Linked DNA regions of Homo sapiens: region 2 is linked to region 1. A link is an interaction called in ENCODE POLR2A ChIA-PET data of the cell type or tissue named here. Cell type or tissue: MCF 10A. All regions are shown on one strand.

Evidence for each region. Peaks named below come from ENCODE experiments on the same cell type or tissue, not always from the same donor. Only the 100,000 strongest peaks of a DNase experiment are listed, where the experiment ranks them.
Region 2: POLR2A ChIA-PET joins it to region 1 with 5 read pairs; 13 of 35 experiments call an interaction of 5 or more read pairs at or near these places.

Annotation. Positions count from the first base shown.
Region 1 is chr5:154,059,054-154,064,053 of GRCh38, forward strand. No RefSeq gene overlaps it. Among named protein-coding and RNA genes, the nearest start is that of MFAP3, 23 kb to the left of the region's middle. In MCF 10A, no CTCF peak of the experiment used is centred here; no DNase peak of the experiment used is centred here.
Region 2 is chr5:154,393,675-154,398,674 of GRCh38, forward strand. The region is part of intron 7 of GALNT10 (polypeptide N-acetylgalactosaminyltransferase 10); the gene reads left to right. The region is part of intron 2 of SAP30L-AS1 (SAP30L and GALNT10 antisense RNA 1); the gene reads right to left. Among named protein-coding and RNA genes, the nearest start is that of MIR1294, 49 kb to the left of the region's middle. RefSeq lists an enhancer at 2,033-2,753. In MCF 10A, a CTCF peak has its summit at 854 (motif pointing right); DNase peaks (open chromatin) are centred at 877, 1,967 and 2,257.

The DNA of each region.
Region 1 (5,000 bases):
AAGAGCTGGGATATTTATCCACCAACTACCATCTGTCATTAGTTAAAGGCTGCTCCCAGGGTCACTAACCCCCACTTTCAGACTGCATTCTACAGGCTCAGCATGATTCTGTAGCTAGCAAAAGGCCTCGGGTAGAGAAAAGGAGTTTTCAACAGGAAGCCTGTGGTAAATAGAATGGTGACTGTCAACGAATAATGGGCAGAGCACTGACAGCACCTGCTACATAGGACGACTGTTTTACCTCCAGTATCGTGTCTGCATTCCAGACAGGGAGAAGGGTAGAAGGTCAAAGGACAAAGGACACAGCAGCTGAGTTTGTACCTTTTTATCGAGAAAGTGATAGCTTTCCCGAAGCCTCAACCAACTTCTGCTATGCAGCGGCCAGAACTAGGAGACATGGCTACCTGCTGTAACTAAGAAAGCTTGCGGAGAGGAGCGTGTTTATTTTTAACTGGACACATTGTCCCAAAGTTTGGGCTTCTGTAATTAAGAAAGGAGGAAAAATGGAGGTTGTGGGTAACAAGCAGTGTGTGACAAGGTCAGCTTCACATGAATGACAGGAGCAAAACGTGGTTCTGTGGTGGATAAAATTGCAAACCATGTTCCTTGAAGATGATCACATACATGAACAAAACAAGAATCAGAAGCAGTAAGTGCTAGGCTAAATCTTCAAGTCATCATTTCTGTTGTCTCCAGTACACGTAGCTCAAACCGCAGACAGGTTATCAGATTCTGCTGGGGCATAGTTGGCTTTTCTTAACCTATTTATTCATGAACAGGTATTTGCTGACACCTGCTATGTGCCAAGTGTTCTTCCATGAGCCAGGGACTCCACAGTGACAGAGTGACTGGCAGTGTATATCTATTCACTGGGGTCAGAAAACCCCCTTCGAAAAGGGCATTGTGCTGAGACCCAAATTATGAGGACCCAGACATTCAAAAGTTAGGAGGGGTACTCCAGGCAGAGGAAAGAGCAATGGCAAGGTCGGCCTTTTGGAGGAACAGAAGAAGTAGGCCAGTGTGTCTAGTGAAGGGAGACAGTCACAGAAGCAGGCAGGGGGGCAAAAATATGGTAAGAAGATTTCAAAGCTCCTTTTGGCTGGCCCCAGAAATACATTTCTTAGAAGAAATGCTAGAAGTACCTAATTTGGAACAGAAGATTTACATATTTGGTGGGGAAAGTTTGATCATTCAAAGAGTACTCTTAGTTTTTATTCCTAAAGTCATCTGCAGCTAAAAAAAAAAAAAAAGAAAAAAGAAAAAAAAAATTTGCGCTGATTCCCTTTTTCTTCTTCTTCTTTTTTTTTTTTTTTTTTTCTTTTTCTTTTTTTGAGATGGAGTCTCACTCTGTCGCCCAGACTGGAGTGCAATGGTGCGATCTCAGCTCTCTGCAACCTCCACCTCCCCAGTTCAAGCAATTCTCCTGCCTGTAGCTGGGACTACAGGTGCATACCATCACACCCAGCTAATTTTTGTATTTTTAGCAGAGACAGGGTTTCAACGTGTCGGCCAGGCTGGTCTTGAACTCCAGACCTCCAGTGATCCGCCCACCTCTGCCTCCCAAAGTGCTGGGATTATAGGTATGAGCTACTGCACCTGGCCCTAATTTTCTTTAAGGAATTAAACTCCTTCAGAGTCCCTTAAATTCCAATCATTCTCTTGAGTTTTCATGTTTTTGCTGGAACCTATTGATTAGGAAATATATATATGTAAATACACATATGTCACTCCATCTGCCTAGAGGATCCAAGGCTGCTGCCAGCATGCTTATTCTTCCTGACAGTTGGGAACACTCTGCTTTGCCTCCAACTCAGCTATGCCATAGGGAGGACTCGAGTGTCCTAAGTGATGATAAATCAGCCTTTAAGGGGCCTCATTCAGATAGAAGAGCCACCCTCTGGGAAGTAGTTTGTCCGTAAGCAGAAGGGAGTTCATCAGAAGACACTCCCGCTCATGTAGCAGTTTTTCATTGTGGATTTCAGTCTTCTTTCAGAAGCTGTAAGCACACAATTGGACCATTCCTGAGGCCACTGTTCTAAAGCCCCTTCGTCCTTTGAACACCTAAGCTCACATGTATTCATTTAATTTTTAGCAGTTGTTTGTTGCACCCAAACTGGGAACACTAACTGCAAGCACAACTAAACATGGTCTCTGCTCTTTGGGGACTTACATCCTATGGGAAAGCAGATCCAATTCACATAGTGACATGGAGTGTATAGTTTAAAACTGAGCAGTGTGCTAAAGGAAACGATTCTATAGGCGCCTAGAACAAAAGAGCCTCATCTAGGTCAAAGAAGAATTCCCTGAAGAGGTGATACTTAACGCAACAGGGATTATTTGAGGGCTTATGTTCCTAGCCATGAGCCCGATCTATGGATTTAAGTCAGATCCTGCCTAGAATGAATTTACAGACCAGTTGAGAAAATAAGATGTTCCTGTCATAAACCATCTGAAAGAGTCAGTGTATCAAGTGCTAAATGGATTAGTGCTGGAAAATAAATGCAAGAGGACTTAAAGATGAAAAGAGTATGTGAGCAGAGAATGGGCAATGCTTTGTGGACTAGGTGAGATTTGAGCTAGACATGGAAGGATGAATTAGTCATGGATGCAGAAGGAAAGGTGTTAATCTGATCATGGAAATCAGAAATCTTCAATGTTGCCCTGTTCTCTAAGCAGGAAAAATATAATTCTTTGGCCCTCCAAGATCTGTTCTCATCCTATCTTACCAAATTTATCTTTTGAAGATCCTCCCCAGTCCCTTGCAAATACCTTAACGTATTCTACATTTTCCATTAGAATTGTCTTCTCCTTAACAATTTTTTAGCAACTTGACAAGATGGCATCATATATTAGTCATCTATTTTTGTAGATTCTGTATCTTAGGGCACCTTTCATATAGAAAAGACAATGTTTGCTGCATTTAATGGAACGGAAGGAGTGAACTTGTTCTGTGGTCTATGACTATGTCCATCAGTTGATGTGAGAATTAAGAATGAAGGCTTGGGAGGTATGGCCACCACTTCTCCATAGCATTCTTCCTTGGTGGCATTACCTAATTCCAAAGTTTTAAATGCCATCCTCACACTGATGACTCCCAAAGGTATATTGCAGCTCCAAATGTAGCCTTTCAGACTTGTAGATCTAATCCCTTCCTACTTGACATCTCCACTTGGCCAGACATCTCTCATGGCATCTCAAAATTAATATATCAAATATAGAATTCCTTATTCCTTTCCCTTATAATAAAAAATACACCAGTTTCACCCCTGCCGTCTTCTCTCAGTAAATGACACCATCATCTCATATGCTCAAGCAAAAGCATCATCTTTGACTCTATTTGCTTTACTCTCCACATCTGTTATGTCGACAAGTCCTACTGTCTCACTTCAAAAAACATATGCAATCCATCCACTGCTCCCTACCTCCACTGATACCATCCTAGCCCAAGACCCTGCCATCTCTCACATGTACTATTTGATGGTCCTTACTGAGCTTCCTGCTTCCACTTTTGTCCCCAGGTCATCCATTCCCTACACTGCCACTGGAATGAATTGTGAAAGTAATAAATTATGTCATGTCACCCTCTGCCTATACGCCACAGTATTTATCCTCACTGAAAAAAAATTCAGAAGAAAATCCATCCTCCTTGCCATGGCCTACAGGATGCTAATATGAACTGGTTCTCTCCTATGGGTCCAAACTCATTGCCCACCACTCTCCACCTCACCCATTATATCCCAGCCACCCTGGCCTCCTTGCTGTTCCTCTAACACACACACCAAGTCTGCTCCCACCTTAAAACCTTTTTCAGGGCTGGGCACAGTGGCTTACGCCTGAAATCCCAGCACTTTGGGAGGCCAAGGCGGGAGGATCACGAGGTCAAGAGATCTAGACCATCCTGGCCAACATGAAACGGTTGTGAAACATGACAGGGTGAAACCCCGTCTCTACTAAAAATACAAAAATTAGCTGGGCGTGGTGGCACGCACCTGTAGTCCCAGCTACTCAGGAGGCTGAGGCAGGAGAATTGCCTGAACCCGGGAGGCGGAGGTTGCAGTGAGCTGAGATGGCGCCACTGCACTCCAGCCTGGAGACAGCAAGACTCCATCTCAAAAAAAAACAAAAAAACAAAAAAAAAAACCACCTTTTTCATGCTGCCCCTCTGCCTAGAATGATCTACCCCAGATGTTCCCTTGACTGGTTTATGAGCATTCAGAATTCAGATTTCAGCTTAGTTATCACCATTAGACGCCTCCCTGACCATACTAAAGTAGGTGTTCCTAGGTTGGGGTTAGGATGAGGGTTTAATACCCTCTTTTTCATTTTTCTTTTATTTTCATCATAGTATTTGTCACTATTTGATATTAATTTTTTTATTTATTTTCTTGTTTATTCTCTATTTCTCCCATCTAAAACATGAGCTCCATTAAAATAGAGACATTACCTATCTTATATTCCCTGCAGCTAAAACAGAGCCTGGCACCAAGGTGGCAATCACTAAATATTTGTTGCATCATCAGATGTAGTGGATGGGTCAATACTGATAAATTATGTGAAATTAAGGAAATCACTTAGCATCTAGGCCTCAATGTACCTCTTTACTTGATGAAGATGAAGGTAATATACTACTTGCTTTCTGGAACACAAAGGAAGTAGGTAAGAAAATAAAAGACTGAAGAGTTTACCACTTTTTTTTGAGAAAAATATTGGAATTTATGGGCAAGCCATTTGAAAATGGCAATGACAAGCTAATGGAGAAAGAAGTTCATTTATTTTCTTTCTTTTTTTTTTTTTTTTTAGATGGACTCTTGCTCTGTCACTAGGCTGGAGTACAATGGTGCGATCTCAGCTCATTGCAACCTCCGCCTCCCGGGTTCAAGTGATTCTCCTGCCTCAGCCTCCCAAGTAGCTGGGGTTACGGGCAGGCACCACCACGCCCAGCTAATGTTTTGTTTTTGTTTTTGTTTTTTGGGGTTTTTTTTGTATTTTAGTAGAGACAG
Region 2 (5,000 bases), 330 kb after region 1:
AAGTTCTTTTAATTAGCTGGGCATGGTGGTGTGCTGCGTGCCTGTAGTCCCAGCTACTTGGAAGGCTAAGGTAGGAGGAGGATTCCTTTAGCCTGGAGGTCAAGGCTGCAATAAGCCATGTTCATGACACTGCACTCCAGCCTGGGTGATAGAGTGAGAACTTGTCTCAAAGGAAAGAAAAAAAAAATAAGAAAATGTTGGGTTCTCAGCACTTCCAGCCCACCCCCATCCATATACATTCCAGCACATTGTTGGGGCCATTTGCAAGCTCTGAGATGAGATTCTGCACAAGTCAGCAGTGCAGAGACTCCCAGGGAAGGCCTGAGGCCGCCAAGAGCAACTCTGCAGGGTCTGCTCCAAGAGGCAGAGGTGGGCCCCACCGTCCTTGGCAAAATGGAGATTGGTCTGAGGGTTCCATGAGGCAGGCTTGCAGGAGCAAGGGAGTGATAGAAAGCCATGTGAGGGGACGAGAGGGAGGACACCCTCCCCTGCAGAAGTCAGGAAGGTCTTTGAGCTTGTTCTGAGAGGAAAACCCATTCTCTGGGTAGAGGAATGAAGACTCAGAGGAGACTGGGGTTCGCTTTGTGTGATACTGATATGGTTACTGAAAGGCTAGCCCAGTCCCAGGCTACGTGAACAGACTTAAAAAAAAAAAAAAAAAAACTCTGATTTTTTTTTTCCCATAAAACTCAGTGTTATCAAGAAGACTAAGTGAAACAGGACGTGTGAAAAGAAGGCAGGACACACCCAGAAGCTGAGCAAGGGTGATATTGCAACCTGGCCCAGAGCGGTTAGGTGACTGGGCAGGGTCCCTCCACCGGAAGGTGGCAGTGCCAAGGCTAAATCCCAGATGCCCTGGCTCCAAGCCCAGTGCTCATCTCATTCCGCCTGGTGGTAGGAGTAGAGAAAAGGTGTATCCAGTCTAAAGAGAGGCCCGTGTTCCAGGAAGGGCCCAGAGGTCAGGACCAGCCCTGAGAGGGGTTAAGTTGCCACACAGGAGGGAGAAATGATTGCCAAAGGCCAGCCCAAGCACCAGAAGGATATCCAGGGCCACCATCAGGCAACTATATGGCAATACATTTCCCCATCCTTTTCCCTGCCCCTACCAGCACCCTCTGCCTCGGACAGCTGCAGCATGGCTGCCAGGAACCTGGTCCTCATTTCTTCCTTTCCCTGTGTTATCCAAGGATGATGGAAATATGCTCTGATACATGCAGCATTTTCGTCCTGGGGCCACATATGCCCAGCCTTTGCAAGAGCCGTCTGCTAGAAACAGGGAAGGCATTCTGCTCATGACTCTCGGCAAGTCATTTGAAATTCCATGAGTGTCCCTGCCTGTGGAGCCTGCTTCTCCCACCACTCCTCCAAGGAGACGGCTCAAAGGCCCGAGGGTCGCCTGTGTGTATGTTACTCCCTAACCAGCACACACCTACCTCATGGTGCCTTGGCTCTTTCATCCCTAAAAGTGGTAATAAAATAACTTCTTCAAAAGTTTGTTGTAAGAACTAAATGGGATGATATGTATATTTGGCCTAGAGCTAACCAAAGAGGAGGCACTCAATAAGTGGCAGCTGTTCTGATCATAACCCTCAGGTAAGGAGGCAGAACAGCACAGTATTACACAGATGGGCTTCAGCATCAAACTGCCTGGGTTCTAGTGCAAATTCAATGAGCTAGCTGCTGTGTGACTTTGGGAAAGTGACTTAACCTCTCCTCTTTATATTATTTAGGGGATGGAATAATCTTTACTTCATAGTGCAGTCGTGAGCATGATATGAGCCAAAATATATTAAAAGCTTAGCTCAGTGCCTGGAACATAATAAATGTTCGCTAAATGATAGCTGTTAATGTCAGCATGGTTGTGGTTATTGTGATCGGGCTGTGGTTGCAGGAAGACAAGAGTGGAAAGAGGCTGGCAAGACAGGTCAAAAGGCCTTGGCTCTAGGCCCTGTTCTGGAACAAACTCTCTGTGAGATCTTGGACTCATCTGCCCTTTCTCCTGAACTTTTATTTCGCCATCTACAGAGGGGCACCAATCATCCCAAATTCACAGGGCTGTTAGGAAATATAGTGTGAACTGGCAGGCACAGTCACCTGAGACGCTGTCACCATTCCAGTACGCGGTGGCTCCCAAGGTGTGAACCCTGGACGAGCAGCATTAGCATCACCGGGGAACTTATTAGAAATGCAAATTACCAGGCTCCACCCCAGGCTGCTGAGTCAGAGGCTGCCGTGGAGCCCAGCCAGCTGTGTTTCAACATGCCCTGCAGGTGCTTCCGATGAGGCCCAAGGTTGAAAATCGCAGCTGTAATGAATAGGTGGGAGGTTGTGCAGAGAGGATGCTCAGGCGTGGGTGTGGAAGGACAGAGTAAATGGGCAGGTTGGTTGGCAGGTTGGCCAACAAGTTCCAATACCTTCACCCGGCTTTCAAGGCTCTGTATCTTTGGTCCACCCTTGGCAGTTCGTTTCTGTTCCATTTTTTCCAGCATGGTTTTTAGAACAAACCTGACCAATGACCAGATCATGTATGAATGAATGAATGAATGAATGAATGAATTAGGTAATTAATGTTTGTTTGGGGTTTCAACAGTCACAGAAAGAAAAATTCACAAGCCCCCAGGGCAGAAAAGTGAATGCATTGCGGCCAGTTGTCAGCAGCATCCACATAGGGAGTCCAGCGGGTATGGAGAGGGTAGGAGGTGATAGGTGGGAGCAGGTGGCAGAGGGCCTGATTGCAAGCCAAGGGTGACCCCTTTGTTCTGCAGACAATACAAGTGCTGTTAGGGATCTTTGAGGAAGACCATGATAGGGTGGGTCCAGACCTTAGGAAAACACAGTCTCTGTGGAACTCTCAGATCTGCCTAGTTCTGACCCAACCCCAGGTTCCATTTTGGGTTCTGCCATTTATGCACTGGGCAACCCTGGGGAAAGTGTTAATTAAACCTCGGTTTCCTCATGTGTAAAGGGTGTGATCATGCCTCCCTCGCTGGGTTGCTGTGAGATTGCTGTATTTCCAAATCTGAGTCAAAACCTAATGTAAAGTAACCATCTCGCCCTTGTTGGGGAAGTAACTAACTATAAACACTTAAGGATATTGTTGAGATAGTCCTATGTTTAATTTATTAATTTAGATGCACATATGCTTAAAACTGTATCATATAAAAATACTAGGCTGGGCGCGGTGGCTCACACCTGTAATTCCAGCATTTGGGGAGGCCAAGGAGGGTGGATCACTAGAGGTCAGGAGTTCGAGACCAGCCTGACCAACATGGGGAAAACCTGTCTCTACTAAAAATACAAAAATCAGCTGGGCATGGTGGTGGGCACCTGTAATCCCAGCTACTCGGGAGGCTGAGGCAGGAGAATCACTTGAACCTGGGAGCCGGAGGTTGCAGTGAACCGAGATTGTGCCATTGTACTCCATCCTGGGCAACAGAGCAAGACTCCGTCTCAAAAAAAAAAAAAATACAGCTTAAATTTAGAAGTAAATTTAAAACTAAAGTTGTTCTTTTCTACTTTTTTTTTTTTTTTTACCAGCTGCATCCAGTAAACATCCAAAACCAGCATGACTGAGGTTGTCCTTTCATGGTGGTGATACTTCTTGAAACAATATCTTGTTGAAAACAAACTAATACATTCAAAATAATATGAGTTTCTTTTCAGCCGGGAATTGTGTAGCATTCATGCAACGCCCTCCACCAGTAGCGATGGGCCACGTGCCCACAGGACACCATATGGATAGCTCACGGTGTCCTCTGAGCTTCTACATTACCTCATTTTAGCCTCACCACAACCCTAAGGAGGTAGGCACAGTAATTTTTCCCATTTTGCAGAGGAGGAAACTGAGGCTTTCAGACTTATAAAACTTGCTTAACAGCCTGTGTGGGACCTCAATTCTAATTCCAGAACCAAGCTCCTAACTGCTACCCTATGTGCCTCCTAAGCACACAGTGAATGCTGAATGATTGGTGGCAATTATTAGTATAGTCTTTCCCCCAAATGCAACTGATTAGGGTTTGAACTTCATAGGGGTCCTCAGCTGAGATGCCAACGGCAAAAGCCGTGGCCAGCTGCCAGTCTTTTCCTTATCTCTGGGCAGGTCGGGTGCCGTGCCATTCCTGGCTAGCTTCCAGGCAGCCATTTCCTCAACAGAGAGAAGCTCTGCCCCAGCCCCTGCCCTCTCGGGTTCCCCTCCATGGACAATCCCTTCCACTGCGCCCTTCTTTCTGGGTCCCATTGTGTTTTCCCAATGCACATCACCACTCGTTTCTTTCCCCCTCAGTTTAGGAGATAAGAGCGGGTAATTGTCTTTTATAGGCACTGTAATGAAGCCTGTCATCACACAAAAGAAGTTTGCTAATAAAATAAATCAAAGCAGCAATGAAAATGAATGGGGAACAGGCTTTCACAATTAGATTTGTACTTGTCTAGAGGCATGGTGCTTCTATGAGAAGACTGCCACAGGGGCAGTGAAAGGGTCCTGGAAACAAGCTAGCAGGATATGTTTGGGAACTCCTGTGCTGGGAACTCCTGCGGTGGAGCAGCAAGGGACCCAGAGCAGACAGCTGCATCCCCCTACAGGGGTGGGAGTTGAAGGGACAGGGCAGGGAGAAAGCTGACAGCAACACAAGGAGAGGAACTGCAAAATGTCATCTCAGTGGCCTGTATTTGTCTGCATCTCGAACAAGATGGGTTCCTGGTCAAAGATGATCCAGCTGCTGCCATCCCTGGAGCTCCCCTTCTCTTTGTCCCCAGCTGGACTCTGCTCCTGCCTCTTGGGTGAGAGGACAGTGCTCTTGGGTGGCCAGGCCCCAAATGGTATACAGGGACCCTGCCCCACCCCACCTGCCCCAACAGAGTATGTCTGGGCTGGGGATGGAGATAGCAGGAAGTAGTGGGGGACAAAGGACCTTTTAGGAGCCAGGTGGAAGAGCAGCCCTTCTACAGCCCCTGAACTAATCAAGACATGAAGCCCAATCCCCACAACCACATGGAGCAGT